2 separate regions of the Homo sapiens genome follow, and region 2 is linked to region 1. Evidence: chromatin loops called from intact Hi-C (ENCODE). Cell type or tissue: prostate gland. All regions are shown on one strand. Each heading gives the region's core, and the rest is flanking DNA. Links, peaks and the distances in the headings are about the cores only.

Evidence for each region. A loop is a pair of places that touch in the nucleus more often than their neighbours do. Peaks named below come from ENCODE experiments on the same cell type or tissue, not always from the same donor. Only the 100,000 strongest peaks of a DNase experiment are listed, where the experiment ranks them.
Region 2: it touches region 1 in a loop (5-fold over the local background); 4 of 110 quality-filtered maps call a loop at or near these places.

Annotation. Positions count from the first base shown.
Region 1 is chr12:114,742,896-114,752,302 of GRCh38, forward strand. All of the region lies in intron 1 of TBX3-AS1 (TBX3 antisense RNA 1), which reads left to right. Among named protein-coding and RNA genes, the nearest start is that of TBX3, 63 kb to the left of the region's middle. In prostate gland, for the core only: no CTCF peak of the experiment used is centred there; no DNase peak of the experiment used is centred there; H3K27ac peaks cover 1,154 bases.
Region 2 is chr12:114,687,182-114,696,588 of GRCh38, forward strand. The region is part of intron 1 of TBX3-AS1 (TBX3 antisense RNA 1); the gene reads left to right. Among named protein-coding and RNA genes, the nearest start is that of TBX3, 7.7 kb to the left of the region's middle. RefSeq lists enhancers at 1-314, 1-519, 5,663-5,957. In prostate gland, for the core only: no CTCF peak of the experiment used is centred there; DNase peaks (open chromatin) are centred at 4,290, 5,180, 5,710, 7,420 and 2 weaker places; H3K4me3 peaks cover 3,386 bases; H3K27ac peaks cover 5,000 bases.

The DNA of each region.
Region 1 (9,407 bases), core at 1,755-6,754:
TTCATTTGGTTTTGTTTTAGAGACAGGGCCTTGCTCTGTCACCCAGGCTGTAGTGCAGTGGTGTGATCATGGTTCACTGCAGTCTCCAACTCCTGAGCTCAAACAAGACTCCTGCCTCAGCCTCTTGAGTAGTGAGGGCCACTACTTTCTTCATTTTTATAAATAAAATAATTTATTTTTATTTTATTTTTTGTAGAGATAGAGTCTTGCTATGTTGTCCAGTCTGACCTTGAACTCCTTGAACTCCCATTGAGTCTTCCCAATGTGCTGAGTTTACAGATTTGAGATGGCTTGAGCCACTGGACCCAGCCTAAGCGGTTTTCAATAACCCTACTTCCACCCCAGAACACCCTATCTCCAATTTAAAATTTTCATCTTGCCAGGTCTGGAGTGGCCATCTGAGCGTGGGCTCTCCAAGGCTGTCTGTGGCTAGGCAGGGCCTCAAGCAGACACTCATTGGGCACACAGAGTCCATGTCCAGCGGTAGGGACATGAGTGTATGCACACACGTGTATCACAGGGTCATAGGACCTCCCCAAGATACAAGCATCCTCATCGAATATGTGTGCACACACTCATGAAGGTCCAACACACACACACACATACACACTTTAATTGCTGCAGCATGCTCCTGTGAGCACACATTTTTGCTGAGCACCTAACATATTCCAAGTTCTAGGCTGAGCATTAAAGGCAGAGAAAAACACAGAAAAGGGAAGGCTGTCTCTCAGTCTCCCAGAGGGAGGCTGCTGGGGTGCTGGGCACAAGGACTGTCCCTCTGGATCCAGGGCATAAGGACTGCCCCTTTGTCATTGGGAATGCCCAAAGACAGGGTCTGTGGTAGGGCAGAAGTGTGTCCTCCCACCACAGTCAGGAACAAGAACATCCACCCAAGGGCAGCTGAGCTTGGGATAAGTTCAGGGCCTCCCAGAGTGTAGATTCTGTCCTTTCTTCACCTGAATTTCCTCCATTGACATGAGAAATCAGGAAGCTGGGGAGGGGATTCCTGGCCCTCCATCAACCCTCAGAACTGGCTGGGTGTGGTGGCTCATGCCTGTAATCCCAGCTACCTGGGAGGCAGAGGTGGGTGGATTGCTTGAGCCCAGGAGTTAGAGACCAGCCTGGGCAACGTAGTGAGATCCCATCTCTGCAAAAAATAAAAAAATCTCAGCATAACTCCCCTCCAATATCTGTTTCTTTGGGGAGTCAGGCATGGGAGCCTACCTGTCTCCTACTTCCAAATAGAGGACTGGCCCCCCACCCCAAAGGGGATCCTGTGGGAAAAGGGGAAAGGTGTGTGATTTCCTTTTGTTCTTGCCCCGGCATCCTGAGAGGATGTGAATTTCCTTCATGCTGGGGTGAGTGTAATGGTGACACCCAGTTGCTGCTCCCAATGCGAGCTGGTCTTTCTTGAATTTCATTTCAAACATCCTAATGTTTGTAACAATGGCCAACATTTATTGAATGCACACCACGCACAGGGCACTATTCTTAGCACTTCGCAAATACGGCCTCATAAAAGGCTCAGAACAGCTCTGTAACTTAGGAGTAATTATCGTGAAGCCCATTTTACAGATGAAGAAACTGAGACCCAGGGAGGGGAGGGCATTTGCCCAAGCTCATATGGCAAAAATTCACAGGCAGACAGGCTCACTTCAGAAGTCAAGCTTTTAACTGACATTCGCCCTTGTAGCCAGGGTTTCTCATCTAGCTCTGTAGGCCCCAGAAATGGACAAGATGTGGTGGGGTGTGTGTGTGTTTATTTGTGTGTGTGCATATTCATGGGTGTTGTAGGTGGTATAGATTCCAGGGGTCGGCCAGAGGCTACACTGGGATTGAAACAGCAGAGGCCCAAGCCAGGGAGAACTTTCAAGGAGAGCCGCCGTTTCCTCTGACTGCAAAGGAGGCCTCATCCAAGCCCACCAGCTCATTTACGCTTCACTTTTGGTTCTGCAGCAGAGTTGCAGAGCGTCCCGGCTCTGCGCCCAGCCTGCCTGCCGTGTAACAAGATAGTTTATATTATACCGCCAAGCAGAAATAAAACTACCGAGTCAAACATTGCAAACAGATGCCGTGGCCAGAGCTCAGGGTCCGTGGCCAGATGCTCTTGTGAGCACCCGGGGAGGGGAGAAGCTGAGTCTGGTCTCTGCAGACTCTGCAGGTTTGGGGGTGCGGGTGCTGCTGGAATTGGAGCGTTGGGGGTCGCCGAGGGGCTTTCAGAAATGGAGACAGGAAGAAATAAAAGTAGAGAAGGGGCGTAACTTTCCTTTCTCTCTTTCACTTACTCCTTCCCCACACATAGTTCAACTTTGTGATTTGCCAATTTCTCCATTTTCATGGCACTTGCTTCCATGTAGAGATAAAGCCTAGGAAGGGATGGTTTTAGCCTCTCTGAAGTCCCCACTGGTTCTCCTAAAATACCCTAAGTAAACCATGCAAAGTCTCCTAAACCCTCTTTTAATAAGATTCTGCCTCGGAGCTCACAAGAAAGTTCTGGAACTTCTATCCTTATTCCTCATGTGGTCTCCTAACCCTTCTCTCCCACCCACCCCTGGTTCCTCTACTGAAGCTCCTAGACTGCAGCCGGCATGCCCTTCTTTAAGCACATAACTGAAAGCGTCATGCTCTTACTCTCAAACCTTCAGTGGTTCTCTATTGTCCCCAGTAGAGTTCCTCAGTTCTCTGAAGAGTGCATGCATCAGAGCCCTCTGGCCCAGATTCCAGGGCCACACTCCTGACCTATAGAATCCAACTTCTCCTGGTCTAGGAATCTGCAGTGCAAATAATCTTAAAATCTTTCTGGAAAAAGACAAGGTGTATTTATTATTATTTTTTAATGAGGACATTTGTAAAGTCAATAGGATGGGGCCAGGCATGGTAGCTCGTGTCTATAATCCCAGCATTTTGGGAGGCCGAGGCAGGTGGATCACTTGAGGTTAGGAGTTTGAGACCAACCTGGACAACATGGTGAAAACCCGTCTCTACTAAAAATACAACAATTAGCTGGGCGTGGTGGCAGGTGCTGGTAATCCCAGCTACTAGGGAGGCTGAGGCATGAGAATCACTTGAACCTGGGAGGTGGAGGTTGCAGTGAACTGAGACCACGTCACTGCACTCCAGCCTAGATGACAGAGTGAGACTTTGTCTCAAAAAAAAAAAAAAAAAAAAAAAAAAAAAGAAAAGAAAATAGAAAAAAGTCAACAGGATGATGTCAAGCTGAAATTTTCTATAGCACTCTTCATTCAGTTATTCAACAGATACTTATAGCACACACCATGTGCCAGGCACCATGCTAGGGGCTGGGTGCTGAGGATACAGCACTGACAATGTAAATAAGGCTCTGAAAGTCTTGGCATGTACTTCCAGTGACTTGAGAGGAGGTAGAGCTTGATAATAGCTGGATGGTACAGGATGATGTTATGGGGAAGCATCTGGGGCTAGCCTTGATGGAAAAGTCCATTATCCCCAAGGATGCGGGGTTGATGCTCCAGGTGGAGGCAGGGCTAGCAAAGGCTTTGAGGCGGGGGAATTGCAAAACAGGATTTTAGACATTTAGACTTAAGCGGCATCACAGACTTGGGAAGTAGGTGAGAAAAATGAGGAAATGGGAATCTTTGCTATCTTAGGCTGCTTATCTTTCCCAGAATCTTATCTTCCTTTCCCAGGAAGTCCCCCGGAGGTGCCTGCAGCACTCCTAGAAATGTTGGTTGAATGAATGAAAGAAGGTTGGTAGGAGAGGAGGGGGAGATAAAAGATACAAAAAAGAGGAAGGAACAAAAAAGAATGAATCAGAAGATTTAAAAAAGAGGAGGAGGCCCCATTGTGTAATTCATGAACTTGAGAAGCTATTTGGAGTAGGGATAAAAACATTTGTGTGTGTGTGTGTGTGTGTGTATGTATGTATAACAGGCACAGACTTTCAAAGCAATCAAAATAACTCTGATTAACACTCACCCACCCTCTCTCTCTCAAACTCATTTCCTCCCAGCCAAGGCCCAGGGCAGACACGACTGACTGTAACCCTAAGAGGGAGGAAAAGCTTGAGCAATTATTTTTATACCAAAAAAAAAAAAAAAAAAAAAAACCCTCAAAGATGCAGGCGTGCTCAGGGCCCCAGCCGAGCACTTTGAGCTTTGAGGTTTGAGCCTGTCGTATGCCCTTACTACCAGCACCCCATCTCTAAGCCTTCCTTCTCTCCCAGCCCCCACATGGTCTGGCCTCTATCTCCTGCCCGCCTGTGACTGACGGGCCAGGCCAGGCACCCCCAGAGACCACCCCCCTCCCCAGCTGGGGGCCTGTCCCCTCTGAAACTGATCCTGTACCTTTGGATCTAATTTGTTTCTCTGTCTGCCGGGTTTGGGGGGGTCTTGCCTGGAGACATGGTGGTCACAGGTGACATTAATCACGTCTGCATCTTCCGAGGGCTGAGGATAGGATATCAGAGAGGTGACCAAGCATTGGCCACATGATTCAAATCATCCCAGCATTGATTAATTGGGTTCATCCTGAGTTTCTGAATCATAACAACTGTTTTTCTCCTTCACCTCACGTCAACAGGCCCTTAAAGGGGAAGGATCCGTTTACCCATCGCATGTGGTGCATTAAGTTGATCAGCTCCTATTAAATGTTAAACGCTGGATGCGTTTTAGACAAACTCGATTTGCTCAAGATACTTTTCAAAGGTTCTGTGATGATAATTAGACATCTCTCTCCCTGCCTCGCCCCTTCCTCCGGCTTTCCTGGGACATGTTTTGGCTCCGGCCTCTGACAGATGGGATGAGGGAACGTGTGGGCTGATAGAGAGGGTCCTTTGGAGGGGGAACTGGATGCGGGGAGAGCCCCCTTAGGCTGTTTAAAAGAGATACAGTTTCTGAAAAGTTTAATAAGGCAGAAAACAATCCCGGATGCCAAATTTGCCTTCCAAAAGCTAACTATTCGGAATGCCTCCTGCCCCTACATGGAGGAGAAAATAGCGTTTCTCTAGCCAAAAAAGCTGTTTTCTAGAGAGGAGAAATTCTGTTTCTGCACGGGGATGGGTGCTGGAAGCTTAGTGACAAAAATGCAGAAACAAAACCCAGTTCTAATGCAAATCGGTGAGAGGAGAAAGAAAATCAGTGAGACGAGGATCAGCATGAAACAATAATCAAAGCTCAGGCTCATTTCTTTTCTCACTTTTGTTTTTGTTTTGTTTTTGAGACAGTCTCACTCTGTCGCCCAGTCTGGAGTGCAATGGTGTGATCACGGTCACTGCAACCTCTGCCTCCCGGGTTCAAGCGATTCTCCTGCCTCAGCCTCCCAAGTAGCTGGGATTACAGGTGAGTACCACCATGCCCAGCTAATTTTTGTATTTTTAGTAGAGATGGGGTTTCACCATGTTGGCCAGGCTCTTCTCGAACTACTGACCTCAGATGATCCACCCGCCTCGACCTCCCAAAGTCCTAGGATTATAGGCATGAGCAACCATGTGTGGCTTTTTTTTTTTTTTTTTTTTGAGACAGGGTCATGCACTGTTACCCAGGCTGGAGGACAGTGGTGCAATCACAGCTCACTGTAGCCTCAACTTCCTGAGCTCAAGTGATCCTCCCATCTCAGCCTCCTGAGTAGCTGGGACTACAGGTGGGCACCACCATGCCCAGCTAATTTTTTATTTTTTGTAGAGACGGGGTTTCGTTGTGTTGTCCAGGCTGTTTTCCAACTCCTGGGATCAAGTGATCCCCCAGGCCAGGCCTCCCAAAGTGCTGAGATTACAGGTGTGCACAGCTGTGCCTGGCCCAGGCTCATTTCTTACTCTGTTTCTCTCTTGCCTGTTAAAGAGAGCAGTTCAGCAGGGCTGCTATCACACTGGGTGAGTGACCTTGGAAAAGTCACTGTGTTTAACCTGAATCTCAGCCTTCGGTCTACAATAAGAAAATTAATACTATTCACTTCCACTGAGAAGTTAAAACTAAAATAAGGAATTTAAATCCCAGCACTTTGAGAGGCCGAGGTGAGAGGATCACTTAGACCCAGGAGGAGTTAGAGACCAGCCTGGGCAACACAGGGAGACCCCATCTCTACAAATAATATTTAAAAAGGAGGAATTTTAGTCAAATGGCTCAGCAAATGCTGGGTTCTTGGCAGACACTTGCCTAATAAATGTCTGTATGTTGGGGTGAGGGGTGGTGCTGTGCCAAAGACACCCTGGCCCTTCATATGTGTGGATTGGTTTGGTTCACAATGTTTCAAAATGTAGATGAGCTCCGAGGTTTAGCCAAAGGGACATTTTTGGCTGGAAAACATGAAAATGTAGAGCCAGCCTCCTAGTGTGGGCCTGGAAGCCCCCAGCAATGTTGGACTAAATAGTAAATTGGAAATTGATGAGCATGTCTGGAAGCCTTTCAGGGAGAATGGAGGCCGTTGACCCCCCACATAGCAAAAACCTCCCAGGAATCCTTGTCAGCAGTGTTTTGTCTCCTAATAACATGTTCAGTTATTTGAAATGACCCTGATCCTCTGTGAACACAGGCTTGTTTTCGGTGATGGACAGAAGGTGAGGAAGGTATTAGACAGGTTTGTCCAAACCCTGTGTGCCCTGGATGGGCTTTGGACTGCGGTGAATCTCATCACCATGAACCATGTTTCCCTGGTGGCTGCTGCTAATTGTTCTGTGGAATGACTGGGCTTTCCCGGTGCTCTGGCAGACAGAGGATGGACAGGCAGGCCACATATGGGGAAATAGGCAGAGATGGGGTAGAGGCCATGTAAGGAGAGGGAGAGACAGAGACAGACAGAGGAGAAATAGACAAAGAATGAAAGAGTCAGGCAGAGAGAGAGAGAGAAAGAGAGAGACGGAGAGGGAAGAGATAGAGGTTAAAAGTTTAAAAGTCTGAGAGCATGAAAGAAGCAGCAGAAGAAAAAAGAAAAGGGAGCGAGACAGAGAGAATTACCCACAAATTCTCTTTTCTACAGAAGAACAGAGCCAAGGAGAGGGTCAGAAATACAGACAACACCTGCAAAACAGAAACATGAAAACTCAGCTACATAAGGAGAAATAGAGACCGTGGCTCATGCCGGGAATCCCGGCACTTTGGGAGGCTGAGGTAGGCGGATCACTTGAGTCCAGGAGCTCGAGACCAGCCTGGGCAGCATAGTGAGATCCCATCTCTACAAAAACTTAGCTGGGCATGGTGGCATATGCCTGTAGTTCTAGCTACTTGGAAGTTGAGGTGGAAGGATCACTTGAGCATCCGGGAGGTCCAGGCTGTAGTGAGCCGTGATCGCACCACTGCACTCCAGCCTGGGTGACAGAGCGAGACCCTGTTTCAAAAAGAAAAAGAAAAAAATATAGGGAACAAGTGAATGAGCAGCGAGGGGACTTGCAAGGTAATATCTGGCACATGGAGGTGCTCTATCCCTAGGAAGCTGGCTGTCTTTTCTCTCCCAGAACATCGAGTCCCTCTCAGTGTCACCAGACCTCAAAGTCCCCCGGCTAGCCTGGTGCTCTTAGGGACACTACTGGGATATCACAAGTTAGACATCAGGGCTGCAAGGTGGGATTCCCTCAGGGGAGGCATGAACTGTGGAGAGGATCAAAGGGAGCTGGGGCCTTGGATTCACTGGCAGGACTGCCAGTAGGGCCCACAGGCCTCAATTCCTGGCGGAACCCCCAGGAAACATTCTGATGTGCAGATAGACATGCTCCAACTTCATGCAGGCGGCCTCCTCGCTCCCTCCCTCCCTCCTCGTCTTCCATGTTCCTTGAAATCACAGTTGAGGGTTGGTGAATGTTTAATTGAACTCAAGAGATAGCAGGGTCCTGCTTGAGTTTGTTTCCTTGTGTATACCATGACCATTGGAGTAAGCTGGAGTCTGCCTTACCAAGTTGTCCAAAGACCCGATGGCATGGTGTTAGTGCACTTTGGCGGAAGAACGTGCTCGTTTGGAGCGAGACATTCTTGGGAGGAGATCAGTTCCCTGAACCTTAGTCTCCTCCTGTGTGAAATGGGGGTGATATTATACAAATACGTCTCTGGCTGCATTGCTGGGAGCCGTAAATGTGATTGCTAATGCTGAAAGTGGAACCCGCGCCTGGCACATAGTAAGCGCTCGGCACTTGGCGGCTCTGGAGTGCTTAGAAGACAGAAGCCAGATCGCTATCCTGGACAGGGGGTGATATATGGTATCGAGCTCTGACTGAGAATTGAATTCAACCTCAGCCGGAGAATTAGAACATTGTGATTAGAAACAAGAAGAGGGAAGGGACAAAACAACCTGTCTTCAAGTGCATGATGACAGAGCACAGACTTTCCTGGCAGCCCGAGGGGCTGGGGAAGGACAGGGCAGATCATATTAATAACAATAAATTATATCTGCACTATGATTTATGGGTCCTGATGTGCTTCTCATTATGCTATCTTACAGTACCGTAGGAAGGGCTTATTATCCTTACTGCTGTGTGTTGCAGTGGTTTTAGTGTAATTGTTGCTGTTAGTGACCGTAGTGTTATCCATGCTATTATTGATGTTATTTCTCCTTGTTTCCAAATTGGGGAAACTGAGGCTCGGAGAGAGCTAGCGACTTAACCAAGGAAAAGGTTGGTGCTAGGATTCAAATCTAGGTTTTTTTTAGTCCTGGAGTTTTATTCTGGCTGCATTCTACGCTCTTACAATCCCCTTTCCACCCTGCCATTTTGCAACCTCTTTGGTCTGGGGAGTCTTGGTCCCTGTTTCCCACAATGGACAGTTTTCTCTCCTTGTTAGCCAGGGGTGATGGGGCTCAAGGGTCCTTTCTGTCTAACCACGAGGGCTTCCCTCTGCCTATAACCAACCAGCACTCCATCCCCAGGCCTATTCCTCCCTCATGGGAGCTCCAAGTTCAGTAAGAATCCCTGCAGGCAGCTACCCATTGCAAGGCAGGCAGGGGTGACACAGATTTGAACTTGAACTTTCAAGTCTTCCCCTTGGCTGGCCTCACTTTTGTCTTTGAACTCAGCAGCAGCCTGGCTGGTGGTTTACCCCACTTGTTCTCCTTCACTGCCTTCTCCTTTCCTTCTCTTCTCCCAAAGCCTGCTCAGGACTGAGTTGGTTAGGGACCAGGTTCATTTAGCATTTGCAGGATGAGCTATTTCAAGAATGTGCAGATTCAGTCTTGGAAATGGCAGAGGAGAAGCCTGGCTTGGCTTCTGAGCAGGAGAACAAATGAACCCCTGACCCCCCGCCCTTTCCCCATCCTGCGATTTCCTTTGTCTCAATCCAAAATCCCCCTTTACATGATCCTGGAGGCTTCCTAATAAAATAGAACTGTAACTTTATCTAAGACGAGTGCAGCACATGTAGAATGGATAAGGTGTAATTAATAACAGAAAATAATGCTTCCCCCTCCTGACCTTTCACCCTCATATAAGTGTCTTAAGTTTTATGACAGCTAAG
Region 2 (9,407 bases), core at 2,906-7,905, 55 kb before region 1:
GTGATTAATTTGCGAACAAACAAAAGCGGCCTGGTGGCCACTGCATTCGGGTTAAACATTGGCCAGCGTGTTCCGAAGGCTTGTGCTGGGCCTGGCCTCCAGGAGAACCCACGAGGCCAGCGCTCCCCGGACCCCGGCATTAGGCGCCAGCTGCCGGCTATCTGCGGTCTTTTTCTCTCTGCAGACCCCTCGATCCTCTTTCCTTCGGTCTCACACTCAACAAAAGACAGACTAGAGACGTTGAAAGAGCCTGCCCTTCAACAGAGTCCCAGAAAAGGGTGACTTAAGGGGAGGAGAAGGGAGAAAGAGGGCAGATTCCGGGTCAGAAAAGACCCAGATAATTTCTGGCGTCTCTGAAATATTCCTCCACCTTTTCGCAAAAAGAGTTTTCACTTAATTGTAGCTCTAGAATTAAAAAAGTAAATTAACTGAAAAACCTCTCTATCTGCAATGCCCGCAGCATTTAAAGTAGTGCGGGTGCAAGTAGGCGAGTGTTAAAGCTGGGTGGGGGGAGGACCCTGAAAATAATGTTCCTTTGTGGGGGTGGGGTCGGGGTGGGGGTCGGGGGAAACAAAACCAAATCAACTGTCCTTAGCCCAGGCCACGGTGCCAGCAAAGAAGCTGGCCTTGCCCGAGACGGAAGCTTAGCCCACGCCACTTTTCCCTGCCGCACTGCCTGCCTCAAACTATAAAGGGGACAAACCGACCCTTTTGTGATCAAATGGTGTTTATCTGGAGTTTACAAAAAGGGCGGGGAGGAGGGTAAAAGGATGGTGGGTAGGCGGGGTCGTTTGCTTTGGCCAGTTTGCTGTAAATATTCCCTTCAGCATGTGTGAGGTCTGGCAAGGGAGTATTATATGCTTATTCCCTCTTAAACTTTCACCCCCGTTTGCCGCAGAGCTCTTTTCAGTCCGAGGTGTCACTAAATTGGGAATTCTGTTGACAGAAGGGCATCCAAGATTCACCGGGGGTATGAGACCTAATTAAGAAGTTTCATACAGGGGTGGGTTCATATATGAACTTTTCCTGGGGGAGGGGCGTTCTGGTCATCCTGGCAGTTTGGCAATGGCTCCTCGTTTCTGCCCAGTGCCCCAGCCCATTTGATCTCAGGATCCCAGCCTCTTTTGATATTGACGAGCTTTGAAACTGACCAGGTGCCTGCCCCCCAAGGGCTCCCATTCTCTTTCGGGCTCAATTCTCCCACCTGAGGAAGTGATTTTCTTATCACGGATCCCAGGGAAGTAGCTCTCTAGTTTACTGTTTGTGGTCCTCCTGCAAATTGCCCTAGCACCCCCTACCCCTCTGGGGTACATACATTAGCACTGCTATGCTACCCTGAACCCTGACTCTCCCCCTGGCAGTGCTGAACCCAGTGGAGGCTTGCTCTTCCTCCAGGAGTCTCCACTCACCATGCACCCCCATCCCTTCCTCCTCCCCAAAGCTTGCTTTGAGAGCTTAGTTCCTCTCTGGTCCAGAAGCTGCCTGTCAGTCCCTTGGAGACAGGCTGGACTCCCCCACCTTTCCTCCCTCCAGGGCAGACACTAGCTTCTTGGTTGGACCAGACAGACAGGGCAGGACATTCACCTTTTGTTTCTTTTTCCATTCCTTTCTTTCTCCTCCCCACCACCCCCCCCCCCCCTTTTCTTTTGGTCTCCTTGTCTTTCTGCTCATCCCCATTTAGGATTATTTGAATGCGTGTCTGGAATCTTTCTTATTCTTTTTCCTTCTACTTTCTCTTCTCCTCCTTTCATCAATCTTGTTCTTGGTTTCTATTTCTCTTTCTTGTCTTGTATCTATTTCCCAGGCTTTAACTTCTCATGTTTTGTTTTGTTTTTTTTTTTTTTCTACCTTCTTTATCCTATTTTTTCTGGCTGTTTTGGTCCTGTCTGAATTCTCTCCTGTCTTTCTGACCTGGTGCCTCCGTACTCTGCCCCCTTTCCCTCCCTCATCTTTCCCAGCAACCATGACAGCCTGGAGATCCCTCTTCCTGGGGCTGAAGCAAACACCTTCCCCTCTCTTCCTTGACTAGAAAGATAAAGTATCTTGAGAGATAGAAAAACATTGTGTGCATTTGCCTAGAGTGGCAGTTTTACCTTCTCCTCTTGGCATTTCCAAAGCCACCCCTTTCTCCAGAGTTGAACCCCATCTTTGCTCCCTAAGCTCTAAGGCCACCTCCCCATCTTTTCCAGAGCAGGAACCTAGGGTGAGGAGCTGCAAGTTAACCTAGGAACCTAGGGTGGGGAGCTCTATAGCCCCCAGCTCCCAGCTTCCTACTTGCCCCAGCAGCACGGAGCTTTCCTGTAACACACATTTCCCCTATCCTCTGACATTCCTCTAAATTATTGATCTGGGCAATTTGGTGCAAGCGTCTGTAGCATGTTTCAGAGAGAGAAGACTGAAAGTTGTCTAGCTTGGAGAAGCAATATTTTTAGTACAGAGGCTCAGTTTGTTGCCAGTTGGTTTATGCCGTTTCTAGAGCATCATTCGCTATGCACTTAATCCATGCTCATCATACCTCCTTAATGTAAATATGTTTTTGGCAGAGGCAAAATGAAAACATTTTGCCCTCCATATTATTCTTATTAGCACCTACCTTTCCTCAAAGCTGATCACCCTGCAAAATGGCAAATTTGTACACAGCCAGTGATTTAGATAAGTTAGAAGGGAAATGAGAGAGGTAAGATTGAAGGATGTGTGTGTGTCTGGGGAGAGTGCTTTTTCTACATCTGTGAAGGTTTTTTCCTCTCTCAGGAAAGGGAACCAATTGTGGTTTCCTAATTTCAAGTCAATCTATATCTTCAACCTTCTCTTTGTGTGTGTGTGTGTGTGTGTGTGTTTTACCTAATTACTTTAAAAAAAAAGATAATGCAATGGGCATTATTAGGCCAGCAGAAATGAATTCACAAGGAAGGGGCCAGGAATTTTTTCTCTCATTTTATCTGACCCAGAACCACCAAGACACAGGCCAGAGCTGACTTTTGCCCCAGGCACTTTTGACCACCCAGCACCTTTCTTTCTTCAACATCCTCTTTCTAGATTTTCAGTCGAGACAGGTAAGGGTATAAGTGGCCTCTCAGAGGTTTGTATCAAAATTTTACTTGTAGGGTAGAGGGACTAAGTGACAGAATACTTTAAGAGGGTGGAGGAGAAATTTAACAGTCCTCTCATGCAGACGGAGGGTGACATTCAAATGGGAGAATTTACTTCTGTGGTTTGCTACTGTTTCATTCTTTCCCTTATCATTGGTAGTGTTGTTAGGTGGCAGGGTTGTGGGGCAGAGTGGGGTTTCGCCCTGGGGGAGCATATGTGGCAGAGGGCACAGGAAGATCTGTAAGCAAGAGGGCATAGCAAATTAAATGACCACACTGTCAGGAAGGTTGACAGGCCAAAGAAAGATCAGCTCCTCCAAATCTGCTGAACTAACTCTCCCCTCGTAGCCCCAGACACGTTTTCTCAATTTGAGCACAATATCCATTACTATTTCCCGTACTGGGTTTCAATTAAAGAGAGTGAGAGTAGAAAGTTCACTGGTGTTTGGGGGTTCATTTATTTCCAAGCAGGATGCAAATGAAAGGGAGCCGTGGGCACAGAGTTGTCATGTGTGTTTTTCCTCCCTCTTCTTTCCATTTCCTTCTTGCAACCTTCCCTCCACTTCTTGCCAGCCACCCAGCACACCCGTGTTCCCAAAGCAAATGTTTTCATGTCTTGAAAATCCAGTTAGGGTGAGGAGAGAAGGAAGGTGATAACATCATACCTACTGATGCCCCCTAGAGATGAAGCTGTCCTGGGGGCACTTAAGGCTTGAGGGAAGGATTTACCTTCTCGAGATGGGCACAGGAATTGGGGTAGTGTGAGCACTTGAAGGGTTCCAGGTTTTACTGTTGCACTGAAAACAGATGCAATCCCTCCTGCTGTAACATGCCCCTATGGAAAAAATCTAGCCTTCTGTGCAGTTATCCTGTTTTGGTCCTAGAACACAGGGTGGTGATCTTGCTTCTCTGGGGGGTGCCAGGCAAATAGAAGACGTGAAAATCTGCTGCCAAGGTCAGGATGTAGGTCCTGGATTCAGGATCTTGACCCCAGGCCTGCCCTGTCACCGAGCAGTGGTCTCACAACCAGGCAAACTCTCTGGCCAAACTCACTTCACACAAACTTGAGCTGAGCACCAGCCCTCCAACCCCCTCCACCTTCTATGATCACTGACTTTGTACCATGGCCACACAGACCACTGGGCAGAAGAGTAGCTGCAGGGTGTCGGTCTTAATTTCATGACACTCTGCGTAGCCTCCTCCTCCTTCCACGTCAGCAAAAGAAACTAGAGGCCTCAACAATGTGACTGTATTTTGAGTTGGGATGTGTCCCTCCCAAATCAATCATCCCGGCTCCAAATAATACAAACAAATTCTACATATTTTAAAATGTCCCAAGTCTTGTATGATATCCAGGGACCGATTAGTGCCGACTGGAGAGACTATTCCCTCTCCCATTCCGAATAAAGGGTTAGGTGAAGGTTGTGGCCCGAGAGATCCCAGAAGCCCTTAAAAGTCTTTAGCTTGGGGTTTGAATAATGAGGGCTAGATAAGTTTGTTTTCTCTTCCTTTCAAAAATTTTTTTATTTTAGAGGAAGGGGAATGAGGAAGGCGCACGCGCGCGCTCACACACACACACACACACACACACACACGCAGAAAGAGAGAAAATGTTTGGAATTGTGAAAGTGCCTTTCCTAGTAGTTGCTTTTACTGGCGCCCGGGCCTCAATTCATTTCATCTCTGAACCAGATACTAAAAATCCTCCAGGCGAGTGGAGAGGACCGGCCTTCCTGGATCGGGAACCTGCCCTCTGTCTTCCCTCGCAGCGCCCTTTCCTCCTTTCGCTTGGGAAAGGAAGATTTCGAGCCCCAGGAAGGAGTTGGGAGTGAGCGACAGCCCAGAGCGTCCCATAAGGTCCTTTTGGCCATGTTTCTGCCCCGGGGGGCTTCACCTAGATCCCCCACCCCACCCCTTACCCCTGTTGCAAATACGTAAGCTGGACGCGCCTCGGTGCGGATCCAGGCCTCGCTGAGCACGGAACCGGAGAAGCAGCTCACGGCCTCGGATTCTACTCTCACCCAAGGGTGGAAGGGGGTGACAGGGCTCGGATCTTGCCCCAAACGCTGCACAGGCCCGCAGGAGAGCAAAGAGGTCTCGGACAGGCTGTCCTTCCCCAGCTCTCGGTCGCGACAAGGTCCCGACAGGCCCGGGAACCGGCGAACCGCCTGCAGGTAACCCTGCGCTGGGTACCTGCCTTCCCTCTCCAGCTACCGGGGCGGGGCGCGGCGCGGCGCGGCGCGGCGCGGCGGGCTGCCCGGGTGGGGGATGAAGAAAGCACGGCGGACCCAGGGCAGCGAAGCGCAGGTCTTTTTCCTTTTGAGAACTAAGATCAAGATTGCAGGGATTCAGTTAGAAGCCGCTCACCTACCTCCACCTCCCACCCTACCCTGTCCGATTTGTCTTTTGCTGCCGCATTGATTGCTACCTTCCCCCCTCCCTTCGCTTGCAAAGGACACATCGGGAGTGGACGGTAAAGACCTTGCGGGGAGCCGTGGGGGGCGGGGAGGAGTAACCAAAAATGAAAGAGAAATGTAGGACTCTCTGTCTCCCAAAGTGGTGGAAAAGCAATTGCAAGGAGATGGCTCTCGGGAGAATAACAGGCTCAGAGAGAACGCAGCCGAGCGGGGGAATCTTCGTGCGCGAAGCCGGGAGGGTTGCGGGGAGGGAGAGTTCTCCTCTCCCACCGCTGGGGTGTGTTTTTACATGTTTTCTTAGCAGCAAGTTTTATAAACAGGTCAACCCTACGCTGCCAGCCCAGGGAGTTGGAGCCTGTCTCCGGCTTCTAGTGCCGACACCCCTCTTTCCCATTCACCCCTTGCAAGCCAAACGCGCAGAGTTGGGAGGGAGGGGAAACTTCCTTCCACTTCTGATGTGGGGGGGACATTTGCTTTTGAAAGGCTTTCCTTGTCTTCAGACGGTAAAATACGAGTTCTCCACATGTCTGAGTCTGGTACCTCAAGCATGGATGGATGGGGAAGTGGGGGGCGCTGCTCTAATGACCTCTGCGCTGGATGGGGGTGGAGTGGGGGATTCTCTCTTTTCAGCCTGGCCCTGCTGGGGTGCCGAGGGGCATTATTAAACCCAGACGCTCAGGCCAGGAGTTGGGGCCATGCGGAAAAGATTTACAGTTAAGCCAATTGGGGCCGAATACAGCCATCCAAAGTTTGCAGGTGTAAATAGTGCCTCGAATTATTGTTTTCTTCCTTTCCAAGCAACTTCATTGCCCGACCCCCACCCCCCACCCTTTCCCCACTTCCTGGGACTCTAATTCTTTTGAGAACAGGGAGAGGAGGAAGGACGGTATGGCACAGTTGGGATTTTTCTATCAGAGAAGTTAAAATACGATGTTGCATTCACTTTTATGTGTGCGTATTAATGCAGTGAATACAACCAGGACAGGCTCCTTCATCGCATGTCTCCATCTAGAATTTGAGAATTGTTGGAGTCAGTGAAAGACCTTTTGACTTCGACGTATGATTTTTTTTTAAGGGAGTGGAGCAGACTTCTGTAAAACAGGGATATTGCAGTTGAATTATGAAGTTTCTGAGTTGGGGAGATTGGGTGAGGCAGGAGTAAAATGCAAAAGAAATCCCCTCTGGTAGGGATACAAGAAGATTGCTATAGATGGAATCTGAAGGGGAGGTGAGGCTGGCTTGCTAGGAAGAACAGAGTCACAGACCTTTCTAGTGCTTCAGTTTAGATCTTCCTAACGTTTAGAGAGCTTACTGAGTCGTGTATAGGTCCAACCTTAAGCCCATCTCCCACTGCGTTATTTAAATGTCAAAGAATATGCATGTGTATTTCTAAACTGTTCTTTGTGGGTACCAGTGTGTATATGGACATTACAAGTAGCCCAGAATATAACATTAAATCTCAGATTTTAGAAATGCATCACAATCACACCCCATGGGCAGACTCCTGTTTCATCAATATAGACGGAACTAAATTTGTTTTGCAGCTACACAGTTACTCCTTTTCTCTTGCAGCAATAAAATCTGTCTGTTACAAATTACCAGGGAATTGGAGAATATACTCCCCACCCCCCACACACACACCACAACTGTTGTTCGGTGTTTTTAGTCTCCCACTAACCCACTCAATAATAGATATAATATGTGTGTACACAGGCACTTTTCCAAAAAATTAGCGATAACATTCTGGGCACATGAAGAGGGCGTTTTTCTCTCTTTCCATTTAGGATTTGTTGCAGACTAAGTTGCTACTCAGGAGACCCATTACCAGGGGGATTGGCACCCATGGGGCCTCAGGGAAGAAGCTGAACAGCCTGTATTGCATGCAAAGACAGGAAGTTAAGGCGCCTGATTCCAGTCAGAATAAGGGCATAGGTGTAGAATTAGTAAGACAGGACTTAACATGTCCACGGAGCTGCAAGCGTCACCCAGCCCAGGATGAACCCCTCAGCTGCCACAGGAAAGTTTCCAGGCAGTGGTAGTAAAAACACTTTTTCTCTCTCTCTTTAAAAAACTTCCCAGTCCAGTGCACATGTTGCGCATAAATAAAAGTGGCTAATTGAACACTAGGTGAATCTGAATCAGTCTGAAGCAGAGAAGGAAGTACAGGACCCAGGCTGGAGATGGAGGTGCCCCAATTTGCAGGGGTAGAGAAGGAGTGGATTGCTTCCCACTTGGAAACCTCTGCTCTTCGCTTCTGGAGAGGCTCATCGGGAACCCCTGCAGAAGGTGCCCTTGCAGTCTCCACTGGATGGCCCTTAGGGAAGACTTGGCTGGTGGACAGTGTCCTCTGTGTGCCCCAGAGGGCCTGGCCAACTGGTTGGGTTGGGATGAGGCCTCGGTTTTGAGCCTCTGCGGTGGCAATTCCAGATATACCAGGAGGCCGAAACTGCTCCTGGAGGCTGGGGCAGGAGAGGGCCACCTGGAATCTGCCAAATGTGGGAGCTGGCGCAAGAGAAGTTAGGTGCAAGCCAGGAAGTGGGGGAAGAGGGTTCTCAGTGCAAACTAGCATCTCATTTCTAAAGCTCTGCCTGCACTGCATTAACTTCTGTTTACCGGGAAAGGTGTTGAGTGAGTGTGAGTGTGTGTGTATGTGTGTGTGTGTTTTGCGGGAGAGTGGTCTGGAAAGGACCACAGCCAGACAAGTGTGGAGATCTGCAAAGGGTACATGGTTTTAGGAACCTCAGGGCCCCACATCCCTTTTTGCAAAGGCCAATCTGGTGCCTGCCCAGCCCTGGTCCACTCGTTAGAAATTGGAGTGGCTGACCTTACCCCGGAACCAATCTGAATTGTATCTGGAATTGGAAACACAGGACTGTGTTCTAATCTAATCTAATCTCATGGGCATAGGACCTCTTAGAGGACTGCTCAGTCCATTGTATTACTGGCTTCAGTAGTCATTTGAAAGATTCTCTGTCAAGGCGATTAAGACCTCAGCTGAGAGTGGAGCTGTGGGCTACAATATTAGGAAGAATAAATTCATCCAACACTTATTGAGCTCCTATTGTGTACCAAGCAATGCCCTCACCTTTATGATCTTGTCAAAAGTTAAAGAGCTAGGCAGCAAAGAAAAAAGACTACTAACTATAGCCAAATAAAGTTAATAGGCTACACGGTCTGTGCAGGAGTGTCTAAAATTAGGTTTCCTATTTTGTAAGAGATAGGGTTCCTCATCTCTCCAGCTCCGATCACAGTGCTCATAGCTAATGGCTGCTCAATAAATAATAATTCAATACAGGAATGAAAGTCAAGAAAGAAAGGGAGAGAAGGAGACTAAAAGGGGCATTTTCTCTGCATTTGTAAAACAAATAACCACTTCCAAAGTGCATTTTTAAAGAACCAGTATTCAATTTGTTAGCTGCTCTCCCAAACGGATTCTGATATATAAAATAAGATAGTGAAAAGCAGACTTATTCTAAGATGGTAGTGGGAAGAGAGGTTTGGTATAATGGATAGAAAATTCCACTCCATCATTGAACAGATATTTATTGAGAGTCTTCTAGGTGCCAGATAGTCTTCAAAGTATTGGAGACAAGGGAGTGAATAAAAGATGGGTCCCTTCCAGCTTAATGCTTATGGTCCTGAGTTTTGTTCACTCCGGTAAAAATATATTATTATTCCCATTTTGAAGATGAGGAAAATCGAGGCCCACGAAGAGTGGGACAGGAGAGGGCTTAATTTCAAGATCTCTGGACAGAAAGGTCAAACTCAATCAGCCTTAGCTCTTCCACGCGCTGTGGAGAGGTAGGGCTGGGTGATTTTTTTGCTCCTGGGAGCCTTGGAAACCCAGACAGCGTTACTGACCTGGTTGGCGGAGGTCACCGCGGGCGCCAGGCGTGCGCGG